2 separate regions of the Homo sapiens genome follow, and region 1 is linked to region 2. A link is a loop called in an ENCODE intact Hi-C map of the cell type or tissue named here. Cell type or tissue: Caco-2. All regions are shown on one strand. Links, peaks and the distances in the headings refer to the core of each region. The heading gives the core; the rest is flanking DNA. Region 1 has its middle 180 kb from the start of BCHE. Region 2 has its middle 590 kb from the start of BCHE.

What was found. Hi-C counts contacts between places; a loop is a spot of excess contacts. Peaks named below come from ENCODE experiments on the same cell type or tissue, not always from the same donor. Only the 100,000 strongest peaks of a DNase experiment are listed, where the experiment ranks them.
Region 1: it touches region 2 in a loop (36-fold over the local background); 3 of 110 quality-filtered maps call a loop at or near these places.

What each region holds. Positions count from the first base shown.
Region 1 is chr3:166,007,555-166,018,395 of GRCh38, forward strand. No RefSeq gene overlaps it. Among named protein-coding and RNA genes, the nearest start is that of BCHE, 180 kb to the left of the region's middle. In Caco-2, for the core only: a CTCF peak has its summit at 5,729 (motif pointing right); no DNase peak of the experiment used is centred there.
Region 2 is chr3:166,420,571-166,431,411 of GRCh38, forward strand. No RefSeq gene overlaps it. Among named protein-coding and RNA genes, the nearest start is that of BCHE, 590 kb to the left of the region's middle. In Caco-2, for the core only: no CTCF peak of the experiment used is centred there; a DNase peak (open chromatin) is centred at 5,531.

The DNA of each region.
Region 1 (10,841 bases), core at 2,898-7,897, 410 kb before region 2:
TCCAATTCTGTGAAGAAAGTCATTGGTAGCTTGATGGGGAAGGCATTGAATCTATAATTACCTTGGGCAGTATGGACATTATCATGATATTGATTCTTCCTACCCATGAGCATGGAATGTTCTTCCATTTGTTTGTGTCCTCTTTTATTTCGTTGAGCAGTGGTTTGTAGTTCTCCTTGAAGAGATCCTTTACATCCCTTGTAAGTTGGATTCCTAGGTATTTTATTATCTTCGAAACAATTGTGAATGGGAATTCCCTCATGATTTGGCTTTCTATTTGTCTGTTATTGGTGTATAAGAATGCTTGTGATTTTTGCACATTGATTTTGTATCCTGAGACTTTGCTGAAGTTGCTTATCAGCTTAAGGAGATTTTGGGCTGAGAAGATTGGGTTTTCTAGATATACATTCATGTCATCTGCAAACAGGGACAATTTGACTTCCTCTTTTCCTAATCGAATACCCTTTATTTCTTTCTCTTGCCTGATTGCCCTGGCGAGAACTTCCAACACTATGTTGAATAGGAGTGGTGAGAGAGGGCATCCTTGTCTTGTGCCAGTTTTGAAAGGGAATGCTTCCAGTTTTTGCCCATTCCGTATGATATTGCCTGTGGGTTTGTCATAAATAGCTCTTACTATTTTGAGAGACGTCCCATCAATACCTCATTTATTGAGAGTTTTTAGCATGAAGGGCTGCTGAATTTTGTCAAAGGCCTTTTCTGCATCTATTGAGATAATCATGTGGTTTTTGTCTTTGGTTTTGTTTATATGCTGGATTACGTTTATTGATTTGCGTTTGTTGATCCAGCCTTGCATCCCAGGGATGAAGCCCACTTGATCATGGTGGACAAGCTTTTTGATGTGCTACTGGATTCAGTTTGCCAGTATTTTACTGAGGAGTTTTGCATCGATGTTTATCAGGGATATTTGTCTAAAATTCTCTATTTTTATTGTGTCTCTGCCCGGCTTTGGTATCAGGATGATGCTGGCCTCATAAAATGTGTTAGGGAGGATTCCTTCTTTTTCTGTCAATTGGAATAGTTTCAGAAGGAATGGTACCAGCTCCTCCTTGTACCTCTGGTAGAATTTGGCTGTGAATCTGTCTGATCCTGGAATTTTTTTTGGTTGGTAAGCTATTAATTATTGTCTCAATTTCAGAGCCTGTTATTGGTCTATTCAGAGATTCAACTTCTTCCTGGTTTAGTCTTGGAGGGTTTATGTGTCCAGAAATTTATCCATTTCTTCTGGATTTTCTAATTTATTTGCGTAGAGGTGTTTACAGTATTCTGTGATGGTAGTTTGTATTTCTCTGGGATCAGTGAATCGAAAATATAAGGATACTGCCCAGCTTTTCATCCAGGGGCAGGAGAAAAACAACTAGTGCTACATCACAGATCCCAAAAGACAGTAGGAGAAAATGATTTACCATTAAAATCAATTAATTATGTTTTTACAATTAACCAGATACACACACACACACACACACACACACACACACACACACACACACACATCCTTGCAAGCAGACACACACCTGAAACTTTATTTTTATTGGCAATGTAAACAATAAAAGAGTAGCCCATCTGTAAAAGATGGATATTTAAATTCTAAACACTTTCCTCATATACTCCATTCAATTTGTTTATTAAATCAGAGATATTTTGGTGCAGATAAATATTCATGTTAATTTTATATTATGTATTTCTTTTGAGATTATTCTAATTGATTATTTTTTATTTGTAGAATAATTATGTGGACTTGACTCATATTTAGCTAATTTAATTGACAACAGTAAACTTTTTGTACAGTCTTATATTCTTCAGCTTGTGTTTTACTTCATCTTTTGTTCAAACAATTATATCTGTGTAATTTATTTAAGAAGTTACATAAGTGATATAATTACTGAACGCTTGTTTTAATGACTTAATCAGGGAATAATTTGTAAGCATCTACTGAGTCAGGAATATCTATTTTCTTTATGCATAAAAAGTATTTTGGCTGATTGGAGAATTCTTGAATTTTAAGTCTTTGTCTACTTCTTACCTTCTCCCTCCCCATAAAAGATCTTTCCTTGCAGCTTTGTTATCAATATCCTTTGTTGTTTCCAGGCTGTGTTCTTTTCCTTTGTTTTCCCTCATCTCTATCCTGTGTTATTTGTGTGCTTATATTGTTTTTGAATATTAAAACTCAAATATTTCAATGAAATGACACTTGATATTAGAATACTTAGATTTTGTTTATACATTCATGTTAAGCTTCAGTTTAAGATTATTATTATTATTATTATTTTTTTTTGAGATGAAGTCTTGTTCTAGTCACCCAAGCTGGAGTGAGCAATGGCAAGACCTTGGCTCACTGCAATCTACAACTCCTAGGTTCAAGTGATTCTCCTGTCTCTGCCTCCCGAGTAGCTGGGATTACAGGCGTGCACCATCACACCTGGCTAGTTTTTTGTATTTTTAGTAGAGATGGGGTTTCACCATGTTGGCCAGGCTGGGCTCGAACTCCTGTCCTCAGGTGATCTGTCTGCCTCAGCCTCCCAAAGTGTTGGGATTACAGGCGTAAACCACAGTGCCCGTCCAAAATAGTTGTGATTATTGTTATTATTATGTTTTTTAGAGACAGGGTCTCACTCTGTCCCCCAGGCTGCAATGACACAAACTTGGCTCAATGCAGCCTTACCCTCCTGGGCTCAAGCAATCTTAATACCTCAGCCTCCCAAGTAGCTGGGCCTAAAGGCACATGCCACTATGCCCCCCTAATTTTTTGTAATTTTGTAGAGATGGTAGTCACTCTATGTTTCCCAAGCAGGTCTCAAACTCCTGGGTGCAAGCCATCCTCCCATCTTAGACTCCCAAAGTATTTGGATTACAGGTGTGAACCACCATGTTCAGCCTATCACTTATTTGAGTAATACATAATTTGTATTTTTTCTGCTTTTTTTTTTCTGAAACAGGGTCTCACTCTGTCACCCAGACTGTAGTTCAGTGGCGTCATCAAAGCTCACTGCAGCCTCTAGCTCCTGAGCTCAAGCAATTCTGCCACTTCAGCATCCTGATTAGCTAGGTCTACAGGCACATGCTACCATGCCCACTATCTCATTCTTTTTTAGCTTGTTTTTCCTAGACTGAATTTTCCGTATCTTTCACATTTTCTTATAATTACCTTCTTTTATATTATTTTGTCAATTGTCATGAATTTAGTTTGTTGGTTGGCTTTTGAAGACTCGGTCATATATTCTTTGCCTAGGCCAATATCCAGAAGAGTTTTTCCCAGGTTTTCTTTTAGGATTTTTATAGTTTTCAGGTATTATATTTAAGTCTTTAATCCATCTCAAATTAATTTTTGTAGATGATAAGAGGAATGGGCCCAGTTTCATTCTTCCTGTGGCTATCCAATTTTCCCAGCACCATTTATTGAACAGGATGTCATTTCCCCAGTGCAAATGTTTTTGATAACTTTGTTGAAGATCGGTTGGTGGTAGGTCTATGGCTTTATTTTTGTGGTCTGTCTTCCATTCCATTGATCTATGTGTTTATTTTTATATCAGTACTACACTCTTTTGCTTACTACAGCTTCAATTTAGTTTTCTGTAATTTCCAATAGGTTGTTTTAAGCATTCTTAACAAAATAATGTTTATCAAATCAAAACAATGTATTTTCATCTTTTTAGACAGTTTGTTCTTTATTACTACTTGCTCTAGCTTTATAGCTGAGATATGTTCTTTTGTATCTAGAGAACGAAATTAAAACTAAAGTTCTGCTTTGTTTATAGCAACAAAAGTGTTTTGTGACAGCAACTCTTTGATTAGCAATAAAAGTCCCTGGCTTTTGACCTCTTGTGTTTTTACATGGTTTTGACACTTTTCATTTTTGTACTCAGTTAAAGGAAAACCTTAAAAATAGTTCTCTGCTTACAGTAACTACTCACTCTGAAAAAGAAGCCTTTCTAATGTTGTTCTTTATATATGTGACAGCCACACATCAAAAGAGCTTCCAATACACTGTGGCTACTCATTCTAAAAAAGATTTCTACTGCCCAAATATTATTCTTCTTAGGGTTGCTTTTCAATCAATAACAGTTAGTCATGCCCAATATCATTTAATGAATATAGCTATACAATAGGAAATAATGTTCAGAAGGAGATGTTCTCTGCCCTCACGGAGCTAAGAACATGCCAATCACTGCCTTCATCTTTGGGGTTTATCAGGATTCCTCCATTGAGTACCTAGCTGTCTTTTTAACCATAGAACATTCTATTTTTGAAGCCAGAAAAATCATATGTCTTCCTTCTAGGTCAAGTGTTTGTTTCACTTTTAATTGCATTTAGCCAAATCTCTAGTGACAAGTCTGGTAAGAGAGTCAAGTTTTAAGCAGCAATGTGGCTTTACTCAATTTATTTATTTATTTATTTATTTATTTATTTATTTATTTATTTTTATGTTGGTCATAAATTTGGTGTCTAGTGGGATAAGAAAAAATTGAACACCATATTTATGTTGCTTGTGAGTCAAATTGTCACTATTGTCTTAGGGTTTCTAAAACTATTTAGACTTTCTTCTTTGGCAAAAGACCTCTCCGTTGCAGAATCTCTTTGTCTCATAAAAATTAATGTACCTATGTCAATTAGTTCAACCATTTTGGAAGACAGTGTGGCTATTCCTCAAAGACCTAGAGGCAGAGATACCATTGGACTCAAGAATCTCATTACTGGATACATACCCAAAGGAATATAAATCATTCTATTATAAAGGTACATGCATGCATATGTTTATTGCAGTACTATTTACAATAGCAAAGACATGGAATCAACCTACATGCCCATCAATGATAGACTGGATAAAGAAAATGTGGTACATATACACCATGGAATATTATGCAGCCATAAAAAAGAACAAGATCATGTCCTTTGCAGGGGCATAGATGGAGTTGGAAGCCATTCTCCAGCAACCTAATGCAGGAACAGAAAACCAAACACTACATGTTCTCACTTATGAGTGGGAGCTGAATGATGAGAATACATGGACACATGGTGGGGAAAAACAACACACACAGGACCTGTTGGGGTGGGGTTGGGGGAATAGCATCAGGAAAAATCGCTAATTGATGCTGGGCTTATTACCTAGTAGGTGGGGTGATCTGTGCCACAAATCATCAAAGCACACATTAACTTATGTAACAAAACTGCACATCCTGACCATTTATCCCTGAACTTAAAATAAAGGTTGAAGGGAAAGTTAAAGAAAGTACGAGATGTGTTTGAGCTAAAAAGCAAGGCTTTGTGTCAATGGAAATGCCATACATGTCATATCTCAACATGTAACACTATCAAAAATTAGGCAAAATGTTTCATTTTCCCGGTGTCAAACACCAAAAATTATTTTTGGCATTTTAATTACTGTTTTTATTCCATTAGGCCTTCTGTGAGTAGGGATATTTTGTGTAAAATTCTAATAATCCCTTATACTTTTTATGAGCAGATATATTGCTTCATTAAATCTGATTGTTTATAGCTAATAATAAAAACTTTACCAAACCTAAAAAAAATTAATGTACCTAATTTTTATATGAATTCTTATTTTATTTATTGAGAGGAAACTGTAGATATGTGGATAGTCAATAAATGTAGATTCATGATTTCTTGCAATTTACAACTTTAAATAGCAGTAATGGTCATACTTATTACCAAGCATCAAAAATTTGATAAACCTATCCAGCAGATGGCGGTGTTACCATAATGTGGTGTGTGTTTAATAGATTATTTTAGTCTTAAAAGTTTTAGAAGACAGGTGCTATTTGCATTTAAATGGAACCATTGTTCAAGTATTTAAAAAAATGATACCATCCATGAGGCAATTTGGTAGTGTGTGTGCAATATATCAAGAAATTATGTGTAGAAGTTATCAATTAACATAAGAAAATCATTAGAAATATATAAATTATATATAATTCATTTATAGTTATAAACTTTATAAATTATAATTTTACCTTATATTTATGTGTAATTTATATATGATAAACATGATTATTCAAAAACAGTATGAGTGTATTTGAAAAATATTTTAGTAATATTCTATTTATTATCTGAATTTTATATACATATATGTATGAGTAATTTATTTTAAAATTTCATGGGTTTTTTTGAATAGAAGTAATTTATAAATCTATATATTTGATTTTTCTAAAATACTTTGTCCCAATTCTGTAGTAGCAAAATTAAATTGTAGTTATTTAACTTATTGAATTCATGTAAAAGATTTTAATTTAAACAGTTACTATGAGCAAAACAAACAAGTTAACAGTTCCTCTTACCTATTCAGAACTGAGAAACTATAAGATCTTGAACAGTGTCCAGAAAAATGATAAGATACTGAGAAAGAAAGGCAATGTCAGCATCACAGGATAAGAGTATTAGCTAAGAAAGTACACATCTCACTAGAATTTAGAAGGACCACAGGTACTTCCATGTACAAATATTTATTTTGTTTTTATACTATGATTTTCCTCTGTCATTGGCCATTATTTTTAATTTGTGGGAGAAAATGTACAAGACCTTACATGTACAAGGAATTACATTTGATATTAATGTTTTTCCTAGCATAACATTCAGTAGACTTTTAATAGCTACTTAGTAAGTTAATATGGTCAATCAATTTTTTATGTTCTAATCAAAATTTATTCTATTTACTTTGCCTCTAGGAGAGAGGAAGAAAGTGACATTCTTGGGCATGGATCAATGGCACCACAAATCCCATATTTTGAATTTCAATATTTATGCCAATAACTCAAGTATTTATTTTTGATAGTGAAAGCGTGATTGTAGTTACTTTGATGAAAGTTTTCAGTGGTAAATAATTAATATGCATCATGTTATATTGCATTTGGTTATATGCAATAATTAATACATATTTTGTATATTCTTACTTTAAAATAAATATGTATTTATTTTTAAAGAATAAAGCTTACAGAATGACAACTAAAAATACTCCTTTCAAAACTTTTGTTGTATCCAGCAGAGTAACCACTGTCATCAATGTTGTATATAATTGTCCATATATTTTACATATATTAGCCAATACAGATATATTTTTATCAACTTGTATCCCACTATAAATATTTATCTATAATAGTTTGCAGGACATTTAATACATATTTTTATTAATTTTTATCCTATAAATTTAATATGTTTTCTTGGTTCAGAGCTAAATAATACAGAAACATGATAAAAGCAAGTTTTCTTTCTTATAGCACACCTCCTAAACTCAATATCAATTTCATTCCTGTTAACAATTAGGTATAAACTCATCATGTATTTCTTTTCTATTAGTGTTTCACTAGATCTGAATATTTTTTCTACTTTTTGGAGTTCTTTCTATGGTAAGAAAATACATTCTTAGTCAACTATTAATAACATTTTTCAGTTTTATTTCTTCTTTAGACTTGATTTATTTTGTTTTACTTAGATTTTAGCAACAGTAGTCGAAAAGGTTAGGTAGTGAAATATATCAACTTTTAGCTTTGGAGAGTCTGAGTATTATTATTTCAAATTAAGGCATTCATTCCCTATGATTAGAATTGAAAAATATTCACTTATATATTTTGTTGTCACTTTTGTGACACTGTTAATTTTTTAACATACAAATATTTTATCCATCTAATTGTTTTGTTGTATGAAGGAGTTAGAGTTTTTTTGCTTTTCCTAAATGGTTAGTTTTAACATTAGAGGAATGGCTTTCTGGTGATCTTTTCCAGAGAGTACCTTTCAAATAAGAACATTTCAACAAGTCTGATTTCATATAAAAATATATGTCATGCCTTTACTTGAAAATTTGATCTAGTGATGAAACAGTAAGCAATATTTGTTTTAAAAATAATGCTTTAATTTGTGTTCTAAAATTGAGGTTATGTTGCCTGTGAGTCAGATGTCACTGTTATTTGGGGGCTTCTAAAACAGTTTAGGGTTTTTTCTTTGTCAGAAGACCTCTACATTGTAGAATCTCTGTCTCATGAACAAAATTTAGACTAGAGCTAGGAGTGATAGCACCTCTTAAAAGTTGTTTATTTCTGCCATCCATTTGCTAGAATGATCACTTTCATAAAAATCCTTGACTTGTGATTCTATTCCCTTTAATTTGTGACGATGGCAACCAATTCAGAGATTCATTAAAGATTCTATCTCAGTTTTAGAAAACACTATTAAGAAAACCAATATGTTGTATTACCTTCTTATAGCTTCTCATTTTGTTCCAAATCTATCTTATGTTAAAGGAGGAATAGTTAAATTGTTTAAAATAAAATATTGTCTAAATGATTAGAAAGATTCCTTATTCTGGTCACCTCTCCATCAGGGTTGTTTTTTTTTCTGTGGTGTATCTATGAGCCTCTTGAAATCTAGTACTCAGAAATAAATGCAATATATCAGATATAAGCTGAACAATAGAATTTACAGTTTTCATATCAATAGCACTACACTTCTAAACATGCAGGTCAACGAATAATCACTTAATAATTTGTAGCTGTTTTTTTCAAATGATTAAAATGTAAGGTAACTCTTCAAGCTTATGGTCAACTAAAATCTCATGAATAAAATGTTAATTTGGTTATCACCTTTAAACACACTTTAAGCTTAAATATAAGTTATTCCATTATTTTTATTAAATAGAAAATTGTGGAATCGAGACAAGAATTTTAGTTTATTTTATTAATTTATAAAAGTATTAATTTAGAGATTAAAATGTGCCAATTTCCTGATTATTACAACAAAGGAAGCTAGATCAAACAAGGTTTCTGCACTTCTCCAAACATAGAATCTGTGACACATATTTAGCTCAAATTAACTAAATAAATGAACCATTTGGAGAAAAAAGCTAAGGAAGCACTGACCAGAGAGAAAGAAGGAGGCTGCTTGTGCAATAATTACACTTAGCTACCTAGAGACTTGTTCAATGATATAGGGACCTGTACTTGTCAGGAGGTGGATAAGATTGCTGGGTAAAGATTCTATATTATAGAATTTGTCTCTAATACTACAGCAATACATTCAATACTTTCCAAATTTAAGTATTAGTACAATGTTGAAAGATAAGCAAGTAAAAAACAGGCATGAAGCTTAAATGAACTTGACTTATTCTTCATAAACATATACAGACTGAGCATTCTCCATATCCTTCTCAATTAAACTTGAAACAGCACTAGAATATTAAAATGTGTTGTCACAGTAACAATACATATACAACTCTAAAATGTGCCACTATAGAATATGATAGAACAAACACACAAAAATGTCACATGTAATTTAACTACCCAAATCATTTTAATTTTCTAAGAATATCTTGAATACAATGGTTTTCAACATCTGGTCTTTGGATTAGCTCCATTGGTGTCACCTGGGAACTTATTAGAAATATAAATTGTTTTTGCTTTTTTTTATTTCAATAGATTTTGGGGGAACAGATGATATTTGATTACATGAGTAAGTCACCTTATCCATGAAACATTTAGTGGTGATTTTTGAGATTTTGGTGCACCCATCACCCAAGCAGTGTACACTGTACCCAATGTGCAGTCTTCTATCCCTCAGCTCCCTCCAACCCTTCCCTCCAAGTCCTCAAAGTCCATTGTGTCATTTTTATGCCTTTGCATCTTCATAGCTTAGTTCCCACTTATAAGTGAGAACATATGATGTTTGGTTTTCCATTCCTGAGTTATTTCACTTAGAATAATGGTCTCCAATTCCATCCAGTTTGCTGCAAATGCCATTATTATGTTCCTTTTTATGGCTGAGTAGTATTCCATGGTTTGTGTGTGTGTGTGTGTGTGTGTGTGTGTGTATATACATAAATATAAAAATATATATATACACACATACATGTGTATATATGTAACATTTTGTGATATATATATAACATTTTGTGATTTATATGTGTGTATATATATATATAAAAAACATTTTGTGATATATATATCACATTTTCTTTATCCATTCATTGCTTGCTGGGCATTTGGCCTGGTTCCATATTTTTGAAATTATGAATTGTGCTGCTATAAACATGCATGTGCAAGTGACTTTTTTGTGTATTGACTTCCTCTGGGTAGATACTCAGTAGTGGGATTTCTGTATCAGATTATAGATCTAATTTTAATTCTTCAAGGAATCTCCATGGTTTTCCATAGTGGTTGTACTAGTTTACATTTCCACCACCAGTGTAAAAGGGCTCCCTTTTCACTATATCCATGCCAACATCCATTATTTTTTGATTTTTTAATTATGACCATTCTTGGAGAAGTAAGGTGGTTGGTATGATTTGACTGTGTCCCCACCCAAATCTCATCTTGAATTGTAATCCCCATATGTTATTTGGGAGGGGCCCAGTGGGTGGTAATTGAATCATGGGGTGGTTTCTCCCATGCTATTCTCATGATAGTAAGTTCCCACAAGATCTGATAGTTTTATAAGGGGCTTCCTCCTTTGCTCAGCTCTCATTCTTCTCTGTCCTGTCACCCTGTGAAGAAGGATGTTTTTGCTTTCCCTTCTGCCATGATTGTAAGTTTTCTGAGACTTCCCAGGCCCTGTGGAACTATGAGTCAATTAATCCTCTTTCCTTTATAAATTACCCAGTCTTGGGCAGTTATTTATAGCAGCATGAGAATGGACTAATACAGTGCTATTGCATTGTGGTTCTGATTTGCATTTTCTTGATAATTAGTGGTGTCGAGCATTTTTGTCATATGTTTGTTGGCCATTTGTATATCTTCTTTTGAGAATAGTCTATTCATGTCCTCAGCTCACTTTTTGGTGGGATTGTTGTTGTTGTTGTTTTCCTTGCTGATTTGTTGGAGTTC
Region 2 (10,841 bases), core at 2,588-7,587:
GCCCATTCAGTATGTTATTGGTTTTGGGTTTGTCATATACAGCTCTTATTATTCGGAGTTATATTCCTTCAATAACTAGTTTATTGAGAGTTTTTAACATGAAGAGTTGTTTAATTTTATCAAAGGCCTTTTCTACATCTCTTGAAATAATCATGTGGTTTTCATCTTTATTTGTGTTTATGTGATGAATCACATTTATTGATTTGTGTATGTTAAACCAATCTTGCATCCCAGGGATGAAGCCAACTTGATCATGGCGTATAAGCTTTTTGGTGTGCTTTTGGACTTAGATCTCCAATATTTTATTGAGAATTTTTGCATTTATGTTCATCACGCATATTGCCCTGAAGTTTTCTTCTTTTGTTTTATATCTGCCAGGTTTTTATAGCAGAATGATGCTGGATTCATAAAGGAATTAAGGAAAAAATTTCAATTTTTTGGAATAATTTTTGTAAAAATTGTATCAGCTCTTCTTTGTACCTCTGGTATAATTCATTTGTAAACCTGTCTGGTCCTGGGCTATTTTTGCTTGGTAGACTATTTGTTACTGCCTTGATTTTAGAAAATTTTATTAGTCTATTCAGTGATACAATTCCTTCCTGTTTCAGTCTTGGGAGGGTGTATGTGTCCAGGACTTTATTCATTTATTCTAGATTTTCTAGTTTATGTGCATATGGATATTTATAGTATTCTCTGATGGTTGTTTGTATTTCTGTGAGGTCAGTGGTGAAATTCCCTTTATCATTTCTGAGCATGTTTGATTCTTCTCTCCTTTCTTCTTTGTTAGTCTAGCTAGTGGTGTAACTATTTTATTAATTTTTTTTTTCAAAAATATAAAACAGCTCCTGGATTTTTTAAGTTTTGAAGAGTTTTTGTGTGTCTCTATCTTCTTCAGTTCCACTCTGATTTTGGTTATTTCTGGTCTTCTGGTAGCTTTAGGGTTTGTTTGCTCTTGGTTTTCTAGTTCTTTTAGTTGTGACGTTAGGCTGTTAATTTGAGATCATCTTAGCTTTTTGATGTGGACATTTAGGGCTATACATTTTCCTCTTAATACTGCTGAGCTGCACCCCAGAGATTCTGTTATGTTATCTCTTTGTTCTCATTGGTTTCAAGGAATTTCTTGATTTCTGCCTTAATTTCAGTATTAACCAAGGAGTCATTCAGGAGCAGTTTGTTCAATTTCCATGTAGTTGTGTAGTTTTGAGTGAATTTTTAAGATCTTGAGTTCTAATTTGATTGTGCTGTGGTCTTAGAGATTGTTTGCTATCATTTCAGTTCTTTTGCATTTGCTGAAGAGTGTTTTACTTCTGATTGTGTGACCAATTTCTGAGTGTCATGTGGTGATTAGAAGAATGTATATTCTGTTGTTTGTGGGGTGGAGAGTTTTGTGGATATCTATCAGGTCCACTTGATTCAGAGCTGAGTTCAGGTCCTAAATATCCTTGTTAGTCTTCTGTTTTGATGATCTGTGTAATTTAAATATTTAGCTTGGCTATGAATCTAAAATAAGATATATAAATGTATCAGCAACTTTTTTTAGGATGTCAAATAAAAGATTATTTCTATAAACATCTTCGGCGTTCATCTCTTTTGTTTTATTGTCTCTTTATTGAGATCACTCTCTCTCTCACTCTGATTTTTAGATTTTTTTCACTTAAATTTTGTAATCAATATCATAAATTTCTTTAAATTCTATCTTGTTTGCAGATGACTTTTCTGATAAAGATAATTGATTTTCTCACATTTTCATTTCCTTTAAATAGATTTGGAAGCTTCTATCACACTGGGATAGGCTATTCTGCATCCTTTATTTTAAGAAGTTTTAGGCAAATATATGTCAAGCCAGAAAATATTCAAATGGGACTTTATTACCTGTACCATATCTGCCCTAATTCAATTAATTTTTCTTCTCTTTCTACATGTGCCATCTCTGGTCCTTACAATCTTTTCTATTGGCCAAATTGCGATGAAACAATTATTATTTTTCACCTACTATCTGCATCATCTATTTGCTGATGTTTTGGGAAGTTGCTGCAGCTCTTAATGCCATTTAATTTTTGGAATTCATATCTATATCTATAAATACATTTTCACAGCAGAACATTTTTTCCTCAATGTGTCATATTATCAACTGTAGGCTAATCCTCTGTATTATTCTAATCATTCATTCAACAAATATTTATGGAATACATAGTATGTGCAAGCATAGACCAGTGTTGGTGACAGTACCATAAACTGAACCCATATTTCTGTCCTCATTAAGTTATGATCTAGTAAAGCTGGTGGTAGGGGCAAGAGGTAATGCAGAATAAATAAATAAAATGTACAGTCTATTAGAAGGTGGTAAGTTATAAAAAAATTAAAAATAAATTTAAAATAATAAAAAATAAAAACATAATTGACCAGAAACTACATATTGAGAGTGAGTGAGATAGAATGTGAGTAGACTTTGAATTTTAAATAAAATGTTAATGAAAAAATAAAAACGTAAGTAAAGCTCCGAAGGAGGTGATAAATCAAACCCTGGATCTAGCTAAGGGTAAACTACCCAGGCAGAAGTAGCATAAGCAAAAGCCCTACAACAGGAATGTACTCAAAATGTTTAAGGTACAGCAAAAAGCCAGTGGATAAGGAGCAGAGTGAGTGAAGGAAAGAAAGGTAGTAGATGATGTCAGAGAGGTAACTGGGAGCCTCATCATGTGGAGCCTGTGTGGCCATTGTACATACTCTGGATTGTATTTTAGTTAAGTTAGAAGCCACCAGAGCATATTAAGCAGAAGAATAATCTTTAGTGTCTTCTGTTGGAATAATCTCAAACTCCAAATTTCTCTCTACTTTCATATTAATAAACTATTATTTTTCCTTCAACGCTTTGCACTAGATTTTTAAAAACTCATCCCAAATCAAACTTTTCTAACAAAATACAACAACAACAAAAATGCATGGTACTACCGGATCCTTTCTCACTTTTGAATGTGCAGCCAACACCACTAATCAAGTACAGTACAATAGCATGTCTTGTTGAGCCTGATAAAGCTTTTGAATCTTTTCCATATCAATTCTTCAAGTAACCACTAACAATCAGTTGAAGTTAGAACCCAAAATGAAGCCTGTTAGCCCACGTTACAAAAGCTGTTTTGCCATCGCATGCCACCATTCCACTCTGGATTATGGAACTTGTCACTCTATCTATACTAGAAATTTCGGGATTTTTTGCTTCCTATTGAGAGGTGACAGCGTGCTGGCAGTCCTCACAGCCCTTGCTCACTCTCGGCACCTCCTTTGCCTGGGCTCCCACTTTGGTGGCACTTGAGGAGCCCTTCAGCCTGCTGCTGCACTGTGGGAGCCCCTTTCTGGGCTGGCCAAGGCGGGAGCCGGCTCTCTCAGCTTGCAGCGGGGTGTGGAGGGAGAGGCGCCAGCGGGAACCGGGGCTGCGCGGTGCTTGCGGACCAGCGTGAGTTCTGGGTGGGCATGGGCTCAGCAGACCCCGCGCTCAGAGCGGCTGGGCGGGCCCCACCGGCCCCAGGCAGTGAGGGGCTTTGCACCTGGGCCAGCAGCTGCTGTGCTCAATTTCTCGCCAGGCCTTAGCTGCCTTCCCCCAGGGCAGGGCTGGAGGCCTGCAGCCCACCATGCCTGAGCCTCCCACCCCCTCCATGGCCTCCTGTGCGGCTGGAGCCTCCCCAATGAGCACTGCCCCCTGCTGCACGGTGCCCAGTCCCATCGACCACCCAAGGGCCGAGGAGTGTGGGCACAGGGCATGGGACTGGCAGGCAGCTCCACCTGCAGCCTGGTGCGGGATCCACTGGGTGAAGCCAGCTGGGCTCCTGAGTCTGGTGGGGACTTGGAGAACCTTTGTGTCCACACGCTGTATCTAGCTAATCTAGTGGGGACGTGGAGAACCTTTGTGTCTAGCTCAGGGATTGTAAACGCACCAATCAGCGCCCTGTCAAAACAGACCACTCGGCTCTACCAATCAGCAGGACGTGGGTGGGGCCAGATAAGAATAAAAGCAGGCTGCCGGAGCCAGCAGTGGCAACCGGCTCGGGTCCCCTTCCACACTGTGGAAGCTTTGTTCTTTTGCTCCTTGCAATAAATCTTGCTACTGCTCACTCTTTGGGTCCACACTGCTTTTATGAGCTGTAACACTCACCGCGAAGGTCTGCAGCTTCACTCCTGAAGCCAGCAAGATCGCGAACCCACCAGAAGGAAGAAACTCTGAACACATCCAAACATCAGAAGGAACAAACTCCAGACGTGCCACCTTAAGAGCTGTAACACTCACCACGAGGGTCCACGGCTTCATTCTTGAAGTCAGTGAGACCAAGAACCCACCAATTCTGGACACACTATCAGCCTTAATTTTTCAAGAGTTGATTCAAACACAGTGTTGAGAAATCTTTTCTTTTATCTTCAATTTGGTAGATGTTTATGGAAACAGTCAGAAAACATGTTGATTAATTTCATTTTAAAATCTTTAACAAAAACTTTTAAAAAATCAAGCTCTATTTTCTCATTGATTTAAACTTAATTGCTTATCTAAATATTTTATCAATTTACTTATATTAAATTGTGTATTTTTTTTCAATTTTTCTGCCCTGAATGTTTTTAAAAAAGCAAACAAACAGGAAAATCTTGGTTTCTCAACTGATCTTATCACTTACTGCTCTAATGACAAAACCAAGATTTTCTGATATGAGTTCTCTAAACATTCTACAGCTTTACCTTTATTGTACTCTGCTCTCCTTCACATCTGAGTTGCTCTTTCTGAACACTTCTGTCTTATGCCTTAAAGAGTCTTATCACTGGTCATTTCCCTGCAATGTGGTTCATTTTTATTTTACATCTTTAAACATTTAAAATGTAAAAAAAAAAATTGTATGTTTTTCCTGTGTTAAAAGCAACTTTAGAGAGATGGTGGCGCAAGATAGCCAAATAGAAGCATCCACTGATATCATCCTCCCTTCAGGAACACCAAATTGAACAACTATCCACACAAATAAAAGCACCTTCATAAGAATCAAATATCAGGTGAATGGTGACAGTATCTGGTTTTAACTTCAAATCACTTAAAGAGGCACTGAGGGTTAGGAAAGAAAGTCTTGAATTGCTGATGCCACCCCCGCCTCCCATTCCCTGGCAGCAGCCACATGGCATGGAAAGAGAATCTATGCACTTGGGGGAAGGAGAGCACAGTGACAGTGGGACATTATTTGGGAATGCAGTGCTTCCCTGTTATCTCAGAAAACAACACCAGGGATAACTCAGCCAGCACCCACAGAATGAACATTTGAACTAGCCCTAAACAGAGGTGAATTACGTATGCCAGGGGCCAAATCCTAAGTACCAGGAAGCCTTGACACCAAGGGATAAAGTATTCTAGGTTCTAAATAAATTAGGCAGACATTCAAGGCACAAGGACTCCAATTTCTGGGCAAGTCCTGGTGTTGTGCTGGGCTTAGAGTTGGTGAAGTTGAAGCACATGTGACATAATGAGACCCAAGCCTGTATGACCAAAGGAGCGCTTGTGCCACCCCTCAGGCAACTGAAGGCAGTGCAGTTTGCAGCTCTGGGAAAGAGTTCTTCCTTCCATTTGAGGAGAGGAGAGGAAAGAGAAAAAATGACTTTTTCTTGCAACTTGGAAACCAGCTCAGCCACAGTAGGACAGGGCAGCAGACAGAGTCCTGAGGCCCCCATTCCATGTTCTACCTCCTGGATGACATTTCTAGACACATGCCGGGCCAAAAGGGAGCCTGCTGCAAAAAGATTCAGTCCTTGTAGGATTCATATCTTCTGACTAAAGAGCCCGTAGGCCCATAACAGTCAGTAGTAGTCAAGCAATACTCACCATGAGCCTTAGGTGAGACTCAGAGATGTGCTGGCTTCACCTCTCCCACAGCTCCAGGAATTTCAGCACAAAGAGAGAGACTCAATTTCCATTTGTTTGGAAGAAAGTAAGGGAATGGAACAAGAGCCTATGTCTGTTAACCTCGAGAATTCTTACAGATCTTATCCAAGACCACTAATGTGGTACCTCTATGAGTTTGCAATAGCCACAATATTATAACATGCCCTCTAATGCAGATGCAACTGCAGTGACTAAAAATTTGTGTCACAACACAGGTCAAATACCCAAAAAAGCCTTTTCAAGAAAGACAGGTAGAAACATGCCCAGACTGCAAAGAAGATTACAACAAATAACTAACTCTTCAATGCCAGACACCAGTGAACATCCATCAAGCATCAGAACCATCCAGAAAAACATGACATTATCAAACAAACTAAATAAGGCACCCAGGACCAATTGTGGAGAGACAGAGTTACAGCAACATTCAGACAAGGAATTCAAAACAGCTGTTTTGAGGCAATGCAAAGAAATTCAAGATAACACAGAGAAGAAATTCAGAATCCTATCAGATAAATTCAACAAAGATATTGAAATAATTAAAAAGAATCAAACACAAAATCTAGAACTTAAAAATTCAATTGACAGACTGAAAAATGCATCCGTCTCTTAATAGCAGAACTGATCAAACAGAAGAAAGTGTCAATGAGCATGAAGACTGTCTATTTGAAAATGCGCAAAGGAGACAAAAGAGAAAAAGAATAAAACATGCCTTCAAGATCTAGAAAATTGGCTCAAAAGGGCAAATCTAAGAATTGTTGGGCTTAAAGTGGAGGTAAAGAGATAGGGGTACAAAGCTGATTCAAATGGATAATAACAGAGAACTTCTCAAACCTACAGAAAGGTATCAATGCTCATGTACAAAAAGTTTATAGAATACTCAGCAGATTAACCTAATAAATAAGACTAAATAAGACTACCTAAACACATTTAATAAGGAAACTCCCAAAAGTAAAATATTAAGAAAGGATCCTAAAGCAGACAGAAAAAAGAAATGAATAACATAAAATGGAGCCCCATTACACCTGGCAGCAGAATTCTAAGAAGAAACCTTACAGGCCAGGAGAAAGAGGCATGACATGTTTAAAGCACTGAAGAAAGAAAGAAATGTGTATTCTAGAATAGTATGTCCAGCAAAAATATACTTCAAATATGAAAGCGAAATAAAGACTTACCAAGAGAAGCAAAAGCTGAGGAATTTCAACACAAAACCTGTCCTACAAGGAATACTAAAGAGAGTTCTTCAGTCTGAAAGAAAAAGATGTCAATGAACAATAAGAAATCAACAGGGCCGGGCACAGTGGCTTCTACCTGTTATCCCAGCACTTTGAGAGGCCAAGGTGGGCAGACTGCTTGAGTTCAGGAGTTCGAAGCCAGTCTGGACAACATGGCAAAACCCCACCTCTACCAAAAATACAAACAATAGCTGGATATGGTGCCACATGTCTATAGCTCCATTTAGTCAAGAGGTTGAGGCAGGAGAATCACTTGAACACAAAACGTGGAGGTTGCAGTCAGCAGAGATCACACTACTGCACTCCAGCCTGGGTTATAGGAGTTAAAGCCTATTGAAAATAGAGAAAGAGAGAGAAAGAAAGAAAAAGAAAGAAAGAAAGAAAGAAAAGAGGAGAGGAGAGGAGAGAGAGAGAGGGAAAGAAAGAGAGAAAGAAAGAAAGAAAGAAAGAAAGAAAGAAAGAAAGAAAGAAAGAAAGAAAGAAAGAAAGAAAAGAAAGAAAGAAAGAAAGAAAGAAAAGAAAGAGAAAGAAAGAGAAAAACTGAAAATCTAATACTGGTTATAGTAAGTGCACAGAAAAACACAGAATATTATAACAAAGAAATTTTAATGTGTATATTACACATGTCTTGAGTGGAAAGATTAAAATGTGAACAAATCAAACGTAAGAGCTACAATTTATCAAGACATAGACAGTACAATAAGATATAAATAGAAAAAAATGTTAACAAATAGAAAAGTGAAAATTTGGTCTCTGTCGGTTTTCTCTTTGCTTGTTACTCTTTTGTTTATACAATCAGAGTTAAGTTACTATTACTGTAAAATAATTGGTTATAAGGTATTATTTGCAAGCATTATGGTAATCTCAAATCAAAAAACATACTAGAGAAGCACACACACATAACACACACACACACAAACCAAGAAATTAAAACAGACCACTAGAGAAAATCACCTTCACTTAAAGAAAGACAGGAAAAAGTGAAGAAGAAAGAGAAGACTACAAAACACCAAGGAAACAAATAACAAAATGCAGGAGTAAATCCTCATTTGCCAATCATATCAATGAATACAAACGGGCTAAACTCTCCATTCAGAAGATATTGAATGGCTGAATGTATAAAAAAGAAAAACCCAATAGTCTGTTGACTACAAGAAATACACTTCACCTGTAAACAAACACATAGACTGAAAATAAATAGAAAAATATATTCTGTAAAAATAGAAACCAAAAAAGAGCAAGAATAGATATACAGAGAAAATATATTTCAAGGCAAAAATTATAAAAAGGGACAAAGAATGCCGCTATGTAACGATACAGTTTCAATTCAGCAAGACAATGTAACAATTTTAAATATATAAGCACCCAACATTACAGCACCCAGATATAGGAAACAAATATAATTAGAAATAAAGAGAGAGATACAGCCAAATGCAATAACAGCTGGAGACTTCAACATCTCACTATCAGCAGTGGAGAGATAATCCAGACAAAAAATCAACAAAGAAATATTGGACTTCATCTGCACTATAGACTAAATAGATCTAATCGCTATTATGAGACCATTTTATCTAACAGATGCAGAATACATATTCTTCTCTACAGCATATAAATCACTCTCAAAAAAAGACCATACACCACAAAACTAATCTTAAAATTGTTCTAAAAACTAAATCATATCAAGTATATTTTTTGACCAAAATGGTATAAAGCCAGAAGTCAATAACCATAGGTATTTTGGAAAGTATACACACACATAGAAATTAAACAATGTGCTCCTGCATGACAACTGGGTCAATGAAGAAATAAAGAAGGAAATTTAAAACTTCATTGAAACCAATATTAATGGATACACAACCTACCAAAACACACAAGATACAGTGAAAACAGGCGTAAAAGAAAAGTTTATAGCTATAAGCACCCACCTCAAAAAAATAGAAAACTTCAAATAAACAACCAAACAATGAATTTAAAAAAAACTAGAAAAGTAAGACCAAACCAAGCCCAGAAATTAGTAGAAGAAAATTAATAATAAAGACAGGAGCAGAAATAAGTGAAACAGAAATTTAAAAATATATAAAAGATCCATGGGACAAAAAATTTTTTTTTTTTGAAAAGACATATACAATTGACAAACCTTTAGTCAAACTAAGAAAAAAGATAGAAGACTCAAATAAATAAAATCACAAGTGAAAAAAAGACATTACAACTGATACTACAGAAATTCAGAGATTATTAGAAGCTACTATGAACAATTATATGCCAATAGATTGGAAAACTGAGAGGAAATAAGTAAATTCCTAGACATATACAATTGACCAAGATTGAATCATGAGGAAATCCAAAACCTGCACAGATAAATAACAAATAATGAGTGTGAAGCTATAATAAAAATTATCTTAGCAAGGAAAACCCCAGGACCTAATGGCTTCAATGCTGAATTGTAAGAAACATTTAAAGAAGAACTAATACCAGTCATACTCAAGCTTTTTTGAAAAATAGAGGAGGAGAGAATAGTTTTAAGTTCATTCTGTGAGGCCAGTTTTACCATGATACCCACATTGGACAAAGATAAATAAATAAATAAATAAAACTATAGTTTAATATCCATGATGAACATATGTGCCAATATTATCAAAATACTAGAAAACAAAATTAAACAACACATTAAAATGATTATTCATCATTACCAAGTGGGATTTTTCCCAGGGATGCAAGATGGTTCAACATACTCAAATCAATTACTGTGATATAGCATATCAACAGAATGAGGGACAAAAATCATATAATCATTTCAATTGACACCTGAACAACATTTGAAAATTCAAAATCCCTTCATAATAAAATACTTGAAAACTGAGTATAGAAGTAACATAGTTAAACACAATAAAAGCCGTATACAACAGACCCACAGGTAGCATTTTAATGAATGGGGAGAAAAGGAAAGCCTTTCCTCTTTGATCTAGAACACAACAAGAATGCCCACTTTTACCATTATATTACTAGAAGACCTAGCTAGAGCAATCAGAAAAGAGGAAGAAATAAATAAAATATAGGACATCCAAATTAGAAAGAAAAAAGTCAAATTATCCTTGTTTGCAGATGATGTGATTTTATATTTTGGAAAACCTAAAGATTCCACCAAAAAAAACTATTGGATTGATAAACAAATTCAGTAAAGTTGCAGGATACAAAATCAATATACAAAAATCAGTAGCATTTCCATATGGTTGCACAAACAACCGAAAAAGGAAAACAAAGGAAGTAATCCCACTTTAAATACAAATAAAATTAGCTAGAAATTAAACAAAGAAGCAAAAGATCTCTATAATGAAAACTCATTCTAAAATACCGATTAAAGAAATAGAAAATAATACAAAAAATTGGAAAGACATTCCATGAACAAGGATTGGAAGAATCACATTATTAAAATATCCATATCACCCAAAGCAATCTAGAGATTTAATGCAATTCCAATCAAAATACCAAGGACATTCTTCACAAAAATAGGGAAAAGAATCCTAAAACTTATATTGAACACTAGAAGAGCCAAAGTTATTTGAGTAAAAAGAACAAAAGTGGAAGAATCACATTGCCTGACTTCAAATTTTACTGTAAGCCTATAGAAATCAAAATAGCATGGTACTGGCATAAAATAAGACATATAAACCAATGGCGCAGAATAGATAAGCAAGAAATATATC